2 separate regions of the Homo sapiens genome follow, and region 1 is linked to region 2. The links are chromatin contacts, found by Hi-C or POLR2A ChIA-PET in ENCODE. All regions are on one chromosome and are shown on one strand. The core of a region is the stretch at or near the end of the contact, and the rest is flanking DNA. Distances in the headings are between cores, read along the strand shown. Region 1 has its middle 21 kb from the start of ADAM19. Region 2 holds the start of MIR3142HG (MIR3142 host gene).

The links. Hi-C counts contacts between places; a loop is a spot of excess contacts on that map. ChIA-PET counts read pairs that join two places held with the same protein, here RNA polymerase II (POLR2A). Pooled maps may share reads with other maps.
Region 1: a loop to region 2 is called in a map with no recorded cell type, with 6 times the contacts of the local background. The contact joins the enhancer-like site here to the promoter of MIR3142HG in region 2. A Hi-C loop is called at or near these places in 1 of 37 single-sample maps with no recorded cell type and 6 of 50 pooled maps. POLR2A ChIA-PET finds 5 or more read pairs at or near these places in 1 of 52 experiments (HEK293).

Annotation. Positions count from the first base shown.
Region 1 is chr5:157,593,430-157,599,665 of GRCh38, forward strand. No RefSeq gene overlaps it. Among named protein-coding and RNA genes, the nearest start is that of ADAM19, 21 kb to the left of the region's middle. RefSeq lists a silencer at 974-1,073. Within about 2 kb of position 3,187, at least 5 of the 41 ENCODE cell types and tissues checked have a DNase peak (open chromatin) inside an H3K27ac peak, as active enhancers do.
Region 2 is chr5:160,466,922-160,473,142 of GRCh38, forward strand. It overlaps MIR3142HG (MIR3142 host gene), which reads left to right and starts at 1,330. Exons shown (of 2, transcript NR_132748.1): 1 at 1,330-1,519. RefSeq lists enhancers at 274-910, 911-1,547, 1,015-1,244, 1,275-1,434.

The DNA of each region.
Region 1 (6,236 bases), core at 1,937-4,436, 2.9 Mb before region 2:
GATCCAAAAAAAAAAAAAAAAAAAAAACCCAAGGTGATTTGGCTGCTACTTAAAGTCTGAAAAGCATTGCTAGGAGACAGTCCAAACTTGATTTTACATATGGTAAGAGAAAACAAGTGTTTTCCTGGAACGGAAGCTAAGGATTGGAAAAGCCCAGAAAAAGAGAGATTGGATATAAACAAGGATCGTAGGAGGCTTCATGAAGGAGGGGTTTTGAAGTTGAGCCTTGAAGCAGAAAAGTGCATATGAACAAAAGTACAGAGATGGGAAGTGTTTAGTGTTTGGGGAAAGGCAAATGGCCTCATGTGACAAGAGGGAGAGAGCGGGAGGTGAAATTAAGAATAATAGGAGCAAATGGTCAAGGATGTTTTCTGTATGGATAATAAGGCAGCTGGAATCCTCTTTGTGAGAGGTCATGAGCTGGTGACCTGTGGGCCAACACAGTGTTGTAAAAATAATTTGGATTGTAGTTGTGTCCAAAATATTTTCAAAATGTTAAAAATTTAATTATCATAAAAATACATAGTGAGCATTTTCCAGGTTTTAATTAACTAATCAGAGAACCAGCAAGATCACCAAGGTGGTTCAAAAAAGGACAGGAAAAACTAGACAAAAGGAACTCTAAAATAAGATTGAGATCCAAACTGGTTAATAACCTACAGGGCAATAAAACTACATTCTTTGGGGTTATCTTCTCTACCAGACGATAATCGTTTACAGCTTTACTGGACAAAAAAAAAAAAAAATCATTGACAATTTATTCGTTTTCTGTAATTTAACATCCAACTTTACAGAGTTATAAAATGTCAGACCCCTAATTAATCACAAACAGTAAACAGCAGGTGAAACAATCTTGTGTTTCCCTGGAGTTAGACAATGCCCTGAACAGAAAAGACAGTGAGTGGTTAAGGGCAGTGATTCTCAAACCTAAGCTTAAAGCAAAATTCCCTGAAGGGCTCATTACAACACAGAATGCTGATCTCCAACCTCAGAGTTTCTGATTTAGTACATCTGGGGCAGACTGATGATTTGTTCTCAGTTGATGCAGATGCTATTTACCAGGGAAAACCCTTTGAGAACCACTGATCTTAGATGCCACTGAATGAAAGAAACTGCAGTCATTCTTTTGCCTCATTTCCAAATTTTGGATATTTTTTCTGAACAGTTGCCAAATGTTCAAAAATCAGAGAAAAAAAATTCCTGATTGTGGCTCTTATGAAAAATTAGAAAGTCAGACAATAGTAAGTCTAAATTCTCCCGTGGTGACAATTGCTTAAAGCTCAATATCAGTTGCTCCTTTTTTTTTTCACTAACCCTAACCTACATCACTCATTTATTTTGCTGGCATTTGATTTTGATATCCCTGCAAAACATGGTGGAAACACAATGCAGAATTTGGAGGAGGAACATGAGTGCAGCTGGTTAACACCTATCTCTGTATCACATCTGATCAGCTCAGGCACCCAGGGCTGGCTTCCCAGAAGTACAACCCAGGCAGTTGCACAGGGCATCATTCTCAGGAGAGCCTCACACTTGATTTAATGCTCTGGTATTGCCATTTTGCAATTCTTAATAATTTTTGGAGAAGAGGGTCTCACATTTTCGTTTTGCATTGGGACCCACATATCATGTAACTGTTTTGCAGCCACCTCAAAGTTTGGAATCCACACTTAAAGGTGACCCTCTCATCACCAGATTGCTAAGGAGAGGAGGAGGTAATTCCAGAATCAGAAACCTAGGGGATACTTTAGAAACCATCTTGCCCTGCAGATAGGGTCACCATTTCATTTTATAGCTAGGGCTACTAAGGTCCAGAAAGAGGAAATTGACTTCCTCAAGGTCATGGACAAATCCTGAAAAGGGAACCAGATTAAAAGTCTGAAGTGGTGAGTCTGCAAGGCTGTGAATACTAAGGCTGCCAGCAAGTTTATGTATCTGATATACCCCTGCATACCAATATGAAAATTCCTGTTTTTCACTTAGCTCAGTCAACTTTGGGTTGATCTGGTTGAAGCAGGAGAAGGATGTGGATAAAACGGGAAGAGTGGGGGTGTGATCTTTAAACAGATCAAGAAACTTGTATAAACAGACCCATTTAGAATAAGGATTGTGAAAGGAAAAAATCTTATATATGAACTCCACCCCTATGTTTGTTACAAAGGACAGATCTCCACCTAAACCCCTAAATAAACTGCAGAGGCAAAAGCATTCAGGAAAAACCCAGCAATATACTACCCAATTGAAAATGGCAATCAGCTCAACATCCCTAATCATCAGAGAAATGCAAATCAAAACTACGATGAGATACCACACTCTAGTCAGAATGGCTATTATTAAAAAGTCAGAAAACAACAGATGCTGGCAAGGCTGTGGAGAAAACGGAATGCTTATACATTGCTGGTGGGAATGTAAATTAGCTCAGCCACCGTGGAAAGCAGTTTGGAGATTTCTCAAAGGACTTAAATAGAACTACCATCAACCCAGCAATTCCATTACTGGGTATATATCCAAAAGAAAATAAATCATTCTACCAAAAAGACACATACACTCACATGTTCATTGCGGTGCTATTCACAATAGCAAAGACATGGAATCAACTAACCTAGGTGCCCACCAGTGGTAAATTGGATAAAGATAATGTGGTCCATATACACCATGAAATACTATGCAGCTATAAAAAAGAATGAAATAATGTTCTTTGCAGCAACATGGATGCAGCTGGAGGCCATTATCCTAAGCAAATTAACACAGGAACAGAAAACCAAATACTGCATGTTCTCATAAATAAGTGGGAGCTAAACATTGAGTGCATATGGACATAAATATGGAAACAATAGACAACGGGGACTACTAGAGGGGGAAGCGGTGGGGCAAGGGTTGAAAAAAAAGCTATTGGATACCATGCTTACTACCCGGGTAATGGGATCATTCACATCCCAAACCTCAGCATCATGCAATATACCCATGTAACAAACCTGCACATGTACCCCTGAATCTAAAATGAAAGTTGAAATTATTGTTTAAAATGGCAATCAATAAAGCACTTAATTTCAGCTGGCTCCACTTAGCCAGAGAACAGCTCGAAGACCTGTAGGTCTCGACTGCCTAGTTTTAGGTTAATGGCTGCACACACTCAGAAAGTCGAGTTCCTGCAGCTGGTTGAGTGGTAAGTTGAAGTGAGAATTAGGCAAATAAGTCAGCCCTTGCTCACATCTGCTCTTGTGGTCTGAGTGGGTGGATCTTCCTCTCCTCCCCAACCACTGCTCAGGAATAGTCAAGAACACAACGCCTGGGTGTAGAACTGCATCATTAAACCCACTGTGCTTGGCTCAGTGATGGGTATATGGCCCTAAGCTGGACCAATGGGCATCTTCCCCAAGACTCTTGACAGCTCTATCAAAAATTTGCTTTCTTCTCGTCTGAGATGGTAAGCAATATAAGTTTGGAGCTATGAGTTGTCTTCTTGCTGCCATGTCAGGAAAGAACCTGTCTAAAAAATGAAGTCAAACAGTGGTAAGAGGTATGGAGAAAGAGAGAGACAAGGTCCTAGTATTATTATTTGAACCTGTGGATTTAGCCATGCCTGAAGTCAGCCGCCTCAACTTTTCAACTACATGAGCCAATAATTTTCTTTTTTGCTCAAGCTAGTCTGAGTTAGAGGTCTGTCACTTGTGACTGAAAATATCTCAATCATGCAAAGGCCTCCTCCATTCTAGGCACTGTGCTAGCTGCTGGGATTATAAGAGTGGACAAAGACACATGTCATTCCTATCTTCACGGTACTTAGCATCTAGTGGGAAAGATGACAGTAAGCAAGTGAGCAAATACACATATACATAAAATATAATAATTACACATTGATATTTGTAAACAATTGATGCTAAAAGAGAGAATGAGAAAGGAGGACTACTTTAGACAGCATGGTGGGGTAAGGCTCTCTTGAGTTGTTTTTTGAGCTGAGAGTTTGTGGTTGGTATGAAGAACAGAGGGAAGAAAGTTTCAGGTGGCAGAGACAGCCACCATTCTCAGGCTTGAAAGGCCTCTATTCATTCCAGGACCTGAAAGAAGGCCTTCATTCATTCACCCATTCAACAAACATCTGTTAGACGGTGTCAAGTGCTAAGTACAAGGAGATAAAAGCAGCCCCTGGAGAGTTGATAAGAGACATTGAAAGCTATACAAATGTTTGAACCATGTTATTCAGCAATTCCACTTCTAGAAATTCAGTCAAAAGAAAATAACAGGAATTTCTGCAAAAACATAGCTATCAGGATGTTCATTGAAGCGTTATTTATTTTTTTAACTCTAATTGAAGTGCCACAAACATACTAAAAGAGTGCACATAGACCGGGTACGGTGGCTCACGCCTGTAATCCCAGCATTTTGGGAGGCCGAGGCAGGCGGATCACCTGAGGTCAGGAGTTAGAGACCAGCCTGGCCAACATGCCGAAACCCCATCTGTACTAAAAATACAAAAATTAGCCGGATGTGGTGGTGCATACCTGTAATCCCAGCTACTCAGGAGGCTGAGACAGGAAAATTACTTGAACCCAGGAGGCGGAGGTTGCAGTGAGCCGAGATCGTGTCACTGCCCTCCGGCCTGGGTGACAGAGCAAGACTCCGTCTCAAAAAAAAAAAAAAGGATGTACATATCACAGTAAACAGTTCAACTATTTTCACGGCCTGAACACACCCACATTATCGAAAAAGAAAAGAGAACATGCCCTGCACTCCAGAAGTCCCCTTTTGCCACCTTCTAGTCACAAATCCCCCTTTAAGCAAGGGTAACTACTAGCCTGACTTCTAATAATATAGATTAATTTTGCCTCTTTTTACTTTATATAAATAGAATCATCCAGTATGTAACTTGGGGGAAAGGGATATGGGAAGGTCTTGGCTTCTTTTGCTTAAGTTTTGTGTTTGTGAGATTTCACTATATCGTTTATGTAGTTATAGATTGTCTGTTCTGCATAGTATTCCATTATCAGAATGAACCACAGTTTAGTCATCCGTTCTACCATTTATAGATATTTGGGTTGTCTCTAGACTGAGACTATTACAAACAGTGCTGTTGTGAGCATTCTTTTGGTTAATATATATTTGCATTTCTTTTAGGTATATACCTAGGACTGACATTGCTGAGTCATAGTATATGATCAGCTTTAAAAGATATTGTTAAACAGTCCAAGAAAATGGTTGTATCCATTCATACCTCAATCAACTTTGTAAGAGAGTTCTGGTTTCTTCACATGGTTGATAACACTTGACATTTTCCATTTTTAAAAAAAATTTAGCCATCTGGTGGGTTTGTGTTGGTACTGACTTTTGGTTTCAACTTTCATTTTCCTGATAGTGAATAAGATGATTAGTGAAAATCTTGTCATCTCTTTGTTGGCCATTAGATATCCCCTTTCCCAAGGAGCCTGTTCAAGTCTGTTTTCCATTTTTCAAGTGGGCAAGCTGTTTTTTTCTGTTGGTTTGCAGGAGTTCTTTAAATATCCTGGCTACAAGCCTTTGGTCAGTCATATATATGAAAATATATTCTTCCACTTTACAGGGTACGTCCTTACTCTCCTTTGATACAAAGCAATTCTTAACATTAATATCTTAGAATTCATCATTTTTATGAGCACTACTTTTTGTATCCTATTTAAGAAATTGTTGGCCAGGTGCTGTGGCTCATGCCTGTAATACCAGCACTTTAGAGGCCAAAGCAGACAGACCTCTTGAGCCCGGGAGCTTGAGACCAGCCTGGGCAACATGGCAAAACTCCGTCTCTACAAAAAAATACAAAAATTAGTTGGTCATGGTGGCCCAGGAGGATCACTTGAGCCCGAGAGGCAGAGGTTGTAGTGAGCCAAGATCACGCCACTGCACTCCAGCCTAGATGACAGAGCGAGACCTTGTCTCAAAAGAAAAGAAAAGAAAAGAAAAGAAATTGTTTCCCACCCCAGGAGCAGAAAAATATTCTCCTATGTTTTTCTCAAAAAACTTTACTACATTCATTTTACATTTAGATCTATAACCTATCTGAAATTTATCTTTATGACGTGAGGTAGAGATCAAGATAATTTTTTCCATATGGCCGTGTTTCCCAAATGGTGCACCAAGTCACCCTTGGGCACTGCAGTAAACTCACAGAGGGGCCATGGGACATTTTACCTTTTTGAGGGAAGCACAGTGACAACTGTTGGATACCATATAAACTGTTAGCTGGAAATCGTTCACAGTTTCAA
Region 2 (6,221 bases), core at 80-2,579:
AAATAAGAACATGTTTTTATGAACAGTGTCTGGTGTATAACAATTGCTCAATAAATATTTGCTTTTAAAAACGTTATCTATAGTAGACGTTCAAACAAACCTTTTGGGAGCTCAGCAAGATAAGCAACAAAAACCTTCAGGGGAGGTCAGGAAAGTGACTACATCTGCCTGGAAGCAAAATCCTTTGAGCTGGTCTTTTTCGGTCCATGAGCACGTGACCAAGGAAAGGAAGCTATATTTTCTCGACTGGGAATTTGAATTTGCAGTTGCACATTCCAAAGGCCTTGTACGTTCTTTCCAGTTTGGGAAAAGGAGCAGCTAAGGGCACCCATGGAAACACTTACTAATTGTGTGACCTTAGGCAAGTCCCCCTAACCTCACCAAAGATAAAATTCCCTTATGAGTAAAAGGGGATCACAAAATGGAGATAATAATTCGGGCTACCTGCTATGGATGATTGCTGTGGGATTAGGGAAGATGATGCACGTGATACATTTAGCAGAGTGCCTGGTGCCTAGTAGGTGCCCATTAAAATTTAGCTATGACTGTTCTCTTTAGCTGACACACAAGACTGCCTTGAATGTTCACATTTCCAGAGAAAGGTGCTCAGGAAGATTTCTCAGTGTTCCGCCTGCCAGGTCAGTTTACAGTTCAAAGAATCCCTTTGTTCAAAGGGTGAGCAAATCCAGGCCTCGTGTATCTGCAGCAATGAAACAAGGGAGCTTTCTGCCTGATCTTCTCCCCAAAGGCAGTCTCTCTTTTTAAATGCCTGCACACATGTTATTTATTTATTTTTGGTTAACGTTTAAATTGAGGTTTTGGCTGAAACTCAGCCTGCGCGCACTTGAAAAGCCAACAGGCTCATTGGGCAGCCGATAAAGCTCTCGGGATTTCCCCGCGGGGCTGCGGAGAGTACAGACAGGAAGCCTGGGGACCCAGCGCCTGACCAGAACTTCCTCGGGGGAGGCTGCAGGGGAGCAGGCGCATCCTGCACAGAACGCTCTAGAGCGCGCAGGCCAAAGCACCAGGCTGCTCCTGACACGTGCTGCAAGAGGGTCCCCGACCCGGGGGTCCAGACCCTGCACGCATGATGGGGAAGGTGGAGGCTTCCCCCTCAGCTCCGCGGAGAGAAGCTGACACTGCCAGGCTGGAACCTTCCATTCCGGCCCAGCCTCTTCCTCCCTCGCTGTGCCGAGGAGGGATCTAGAAGGGACTTTCCAGAGAGGGTTAGCGTGCAGGGTGTGGAAATGGAATAAAAGCATATGCAAATAGGCCTTAGCTGCCTTCCTCTACCCCAGCAAATAAGAGTCTCTCCAGAAAGATGCTCTTTCTCCAAGACGCTTGACCGCTCTTCCTTTCCTGGATGGCACCAGCAGGGCCGATTGGAGTGGTAAACCCTGGGCCGGAAGGCATGCCAAAGGGTGGACAGGATGGACAGGAGACAGTAGCACAACGAGGAGGGGGAGAACAGCGGCTGAATTGGAAATGATAAAATAAAATGAAATTTTAGGAGCTCGCTGTGAGTATGAGCTGGGAAAAAATAATCATTGCAAGCTGATTTATTATGTACTTATCTTCTGTTTGAGAGGCAGCAGGCTTTTGTACAGTGGATTATTGCAGAGTAAATGGCACATTAAAGATATAATCAAGATGTTTAAGGCATATTGAAATGACATTAGAATCAAGTAGGTGAGACTTTTGTCATGGTCTAGAAATATAAAAATGTCAGTGACTTGGAGATATTTCCAGTGCTTTAGTAAAGATGTGGCTCCATTTTCAAAAGGGACATATTTTTAACCTTTTGTTATTTTCAGGGTGGGGGGGGATAGAGTGGGGTCAGGAAGTGGTTTAGAATCTCTATGGATGATAAAATAATATGCTTTAAACCTGGAGTTGTAGACTGTGGTCTCTATTTAGCAAGTCATAAACTTTCTTGCAGTGACAATAGCATGAAAATATTGGACAGTAAATATGGTGCTCTTAGGAGGTTTCAGGGTTGGAAGACTATGGCTATTACTTTTTGTTTATTGTGTTCCTATTCTCAATTTCAATCTTGTCTTTGGATAGTAAGAATTTTTTTTAAATTTTCTATTTTTTTAAAAAGAATCTTTTACATACTGAACCTGACTTGTATACTAATTGGCAAACAGTGTCACTTTTCTTTCTTGATGCCTCAATGGGTTTAATTATTGTATTACGGTATTTTCTTGTCATTTGAGACCTTCACATTCAGTGTCCTTTCTTTCTTTTTTTTCTTTTTCTTTTTGAGATGGAGTCTTGCTCCCGGCCTGTCGCCCGGGCTGGAGGGCAGTGGTAAGATCTCGGCTCACTGCAACCTCCGCCTCCTGGGTCCAAGCAATTCTTGTGCCTCAGCCTCGAGAGTAGCTGGGATTACAGATGCGCGCCACAATGCCTGGCTAATTTTTGTATTTTTAGTAGAGACAGGGTTTCGCCACGTTGGCCAGGCTGGTCTTGAACTCCTGACCTCAGGTGATCCGCCCGCTTCGGCCTCCCAAAGTGCAGTGTCCTTTATTTTATTTGTGTGCCCTGGTTCTGCTTTGATTTTGCCCCAAACCCTTCTGAGTGTAGCGCTTTACTGACACTTTATCCCCGTTATTAACAATGGGTTTTTGGACAGAACTGGCTTCTCTTTATTTGTTGTTTTTAAAATCATACTGCTGTCCTTATGCATGGTACTCCTTGGAACAGATAAGCAGCCATACAAGAAGCTCTTTGAGAGAGAGAAGGTGGACTCTGGGGGTCGTGCCGGTTGTTTGGAGTTGTTGGACTGTTAGCTTGTGGAGTGGGTGATGTTTCATCTTCAGGATTCTGTGAGGCCAGGCCTGGGATGCGGGGAGGAGCTGACTGGATGGCTCCTGGTGATGCATTCCTGGGCCCTCTTCTCATCTCTGAATTCCTAGAGTCCCACTTTCTCCAAAGGCCCTGCGGGAATCAGACGCATGCACTTCTTCAGTTCTGTGTAGTTTTAGGTTCTCAGTGGAGGCCTTTGGGCTCAACTTGTAGTAAATATTTGTTTTCTGTGGCTGTCAGCAATCTATAGTCTTGGGTGTGGTCCCTAAAAGCCAGCTTTTGGGCAATTTTTGAACTGCAATGGGGATTCCTCCTTCTGGTTGTTCTACAATCTGGCAAACATTTCTTATTTTGTTCTGGGCTTTAGTCTTATTTAATAACAAGAGAAAATCTTCTATTTTTAACAATAACATGAATTATTTTTATGACTTACACTTTGTAAAGCATTTTTGTCATTTCATGTAATTCTTTCATAAAATTTGTAAGGTTGGTAGAAACAGTAGAATTAGCACATAATGGGAACTTATTAAATATTTGTTAAATGAATGAATTAAATCCATTTGACTGCTAAGGAAATTGAAACTCAAAGAGATCAAGTGATTGATTTAAGGCTCCACTTTCCAGTAGGGACTCACATCTGATTTTTCCCATTCCAGACTGACTCTGATATAATATCTTACATACTATTTGTTACTCTTTCTCCAAGATCTTAGAAAGGTCTTTTGATTCTCTAAGAAAAGATAATAGGACAATGCAAATGCATGGATACACCATCAAAGGGGTGGCTGAGGGCTGTCTACCTCTTTGTATAGTTCTTTCCTAGGTTCCTGACTCCGCTAAAAACTCATATCCTTAAAGATATGACTATTTAGATACATTCCTTGTTGGAGATAAGAACACAAGTTCATTGCTGAATCATGGTGTATATATACAAAAAAAAGAGTGCACAAGTTCATGCTGAGAAAAATGACTATCTTGAATTTTTAATATTTTTTGGAAGTTTGAGCATAAAACTCTGCACATCTCAGGGGAAGTTAATTTCAGAGTTTTGGATGCGGAGCTGAGTATTTTCTCTAGCTTTGTCTCTTGGGGTACTGGAGGGAGTCATGCACTGCCTCCATTTTGGGGTAATCTTGGTGTGTAGCAATCAGCACTCATCTGGCCTACAGTCGTCATTATCAGCTGCCCCCACTGCTGGAGGAAATGTCACCCATATCAGTTCAGACATTAAAATAGTAAGAAAAGAGCCAGTTGTTCTAGCCAAACCCAGAATTAGGCTTAAGGTCGCCACTATGTACCAATAACATCCATCAGCTCGCCAGAGACTTCCTTCAACCGGGGACACCAGGAACAGAGAGAAGGAAGAAAAATTTCCCTGTTAAATCTAAAGCAAATTAGAGAGGGATGCCAAATGGGTGTTCCCCACAAGGGCCTTTCCCTTTGACTTCTGTAACTCGAGATTCAAAGTTTTGGCTCTGGATTATCTCCCAGAAGAAAGCTGCAAAAACAACTGTGGTTACTTCTTTACTAAACTGATCCTCTTTGCTGCTCCAGTGTGCAATTATATTGCCACACAGATAGTCTCAAACCTGTCAGTCTTTTTTGCAATTGTTTTTGTGTCTCATTGAGAAAGGACTTCCTCAAGTGAAGATTGTAAAGATTTATTTTTATATTTATCTTTGAAACTTCTATAGTTTTTATTGCCATCACATTGTTCATTTGCATTTAGTTCTGTCATCCATCTGAAGTATATTTTTGTGTATGATATAAGACAGATCTGATGTTAATGTTTTCCTCTTTAGGTACTAGTTTTTCCTCTACTTTTTTTAAAAACTAAAATTTTAGCATTAGGATCGTTTTAGACTTATAGAAGCATTGCATAGACAGCACAGAGAGTTCTCGTACACTCCGCTCTTCTGCTTTTTGATTTCTTCCTCTGCTTTGAAAGGACATTTTTACCTGGTCCTAAATTACAGCATGTACACAGATATCTTTCTAGAATCTCATTTTTATTCTATTGGTGATTTGCTATTTCTGCTCCAATGTCACATGTTTAATTATTATTTCTAGAGATTTCATAGCTTTTGCTAGGAAACCTGAGATCTCACAGGGCTTTTAAGAAGTCAAATTCAGCCTTCAGGCAAGTGAAATAATATCAACCCTGTAAGTTGTTGCTGCTGAGGTAACCTGCCAGGAAGTAACACAGCTGCTACACAGGGAAGGGAGATGATCACTGGTCACCCGCCCTTTTCTCTGGGCACAAGTCTTGGACACAATAGCAAGGACCAGGCTTTGGAGCAGAGTTTCTTCACCTTAGCGCTAGTAACATTTTAGGACTGAAAGTTCTTTACTATTGGGGGGTGCTGACCTGTGCATTGTAAGGTGTTTATCTGCATCTCTGGCCTCAACCCACTAGATGCCCCCCAACTCATGACACCTTGAAATGACAACCAACTCATGGCAATCAAAAATATTTTCGGACACTGCAAATATTCCTAGGAAGGTTAAGCCTCCCCTTCCACTCCCCCTGCCCCTCCAGTTGAGAACCACTGCTCTGGAGCCAGCCTGAGTGTTAATCTTGGCTCTACTGTTTAGTAACTGTGTGCCTTCACTTTGTCAATGAAAAACAGCCAAATTCTGTAAAGTATTTGAAGACATTTATTCTGAGCCAAATTTGAGTGACCATGGCCCATGACACAGCCCTCAGGAGGTCCTGAGAACATGGGCCCAAGGTGGCCCAGGTGCATATTGATTTCATACATTTTAGAGAGGCATGAGACATCAATCAAATACATTTAAAAAATACATTAGTTTGGTCCAGAAAGGTGGGATAACTCAGAGCAGGGGCTTCCAGGCTATAGGTAAATGTAAACATTTTCTGGTTGACGGTTGAGTTTGTCTAAAGACCTGCGATCAACAGAAAGTAATGGCTGGGTTAAGATGAAGGATTGTGGAACCCAAGTTCTTATTTGCAGAGGAAGCCTTTAAGTACTAGGCTTTACAGAGAATAGGTTGTAAAATTTTCTCTTTTCTCCTCTCCCTCTCCCTCTCCCTCTTCCCCTCCCCCTCGCCCTCCCTCTCCCTCTCCCTCTCCTCTCTTTAAGACAGAGTCTCGCTCTGCTGCCCAGGCTGGAATGCAGTGGCACAACCTCGGCTCACTGCAACCTCCACCTCCCAGGTTTAAGCAATTCTCCTGCCTCAGCCTCCCGAGTAGCTGGGACACCACCGAGTAGCTGGCGGGCACCACCATGCATGGCTCATTATTGTATTTTTAGTAGAGACAGAGTTTCACCATGTTGGCCAGGCTGGTCTCGAAATCCTGACCTTAGATGATCTGCCCACCTCAGCCTCCAAAAGTGCTGGGATTACAGGCATGAGCCATGGTGTCTGGCCCATAAGATATTTCTTAT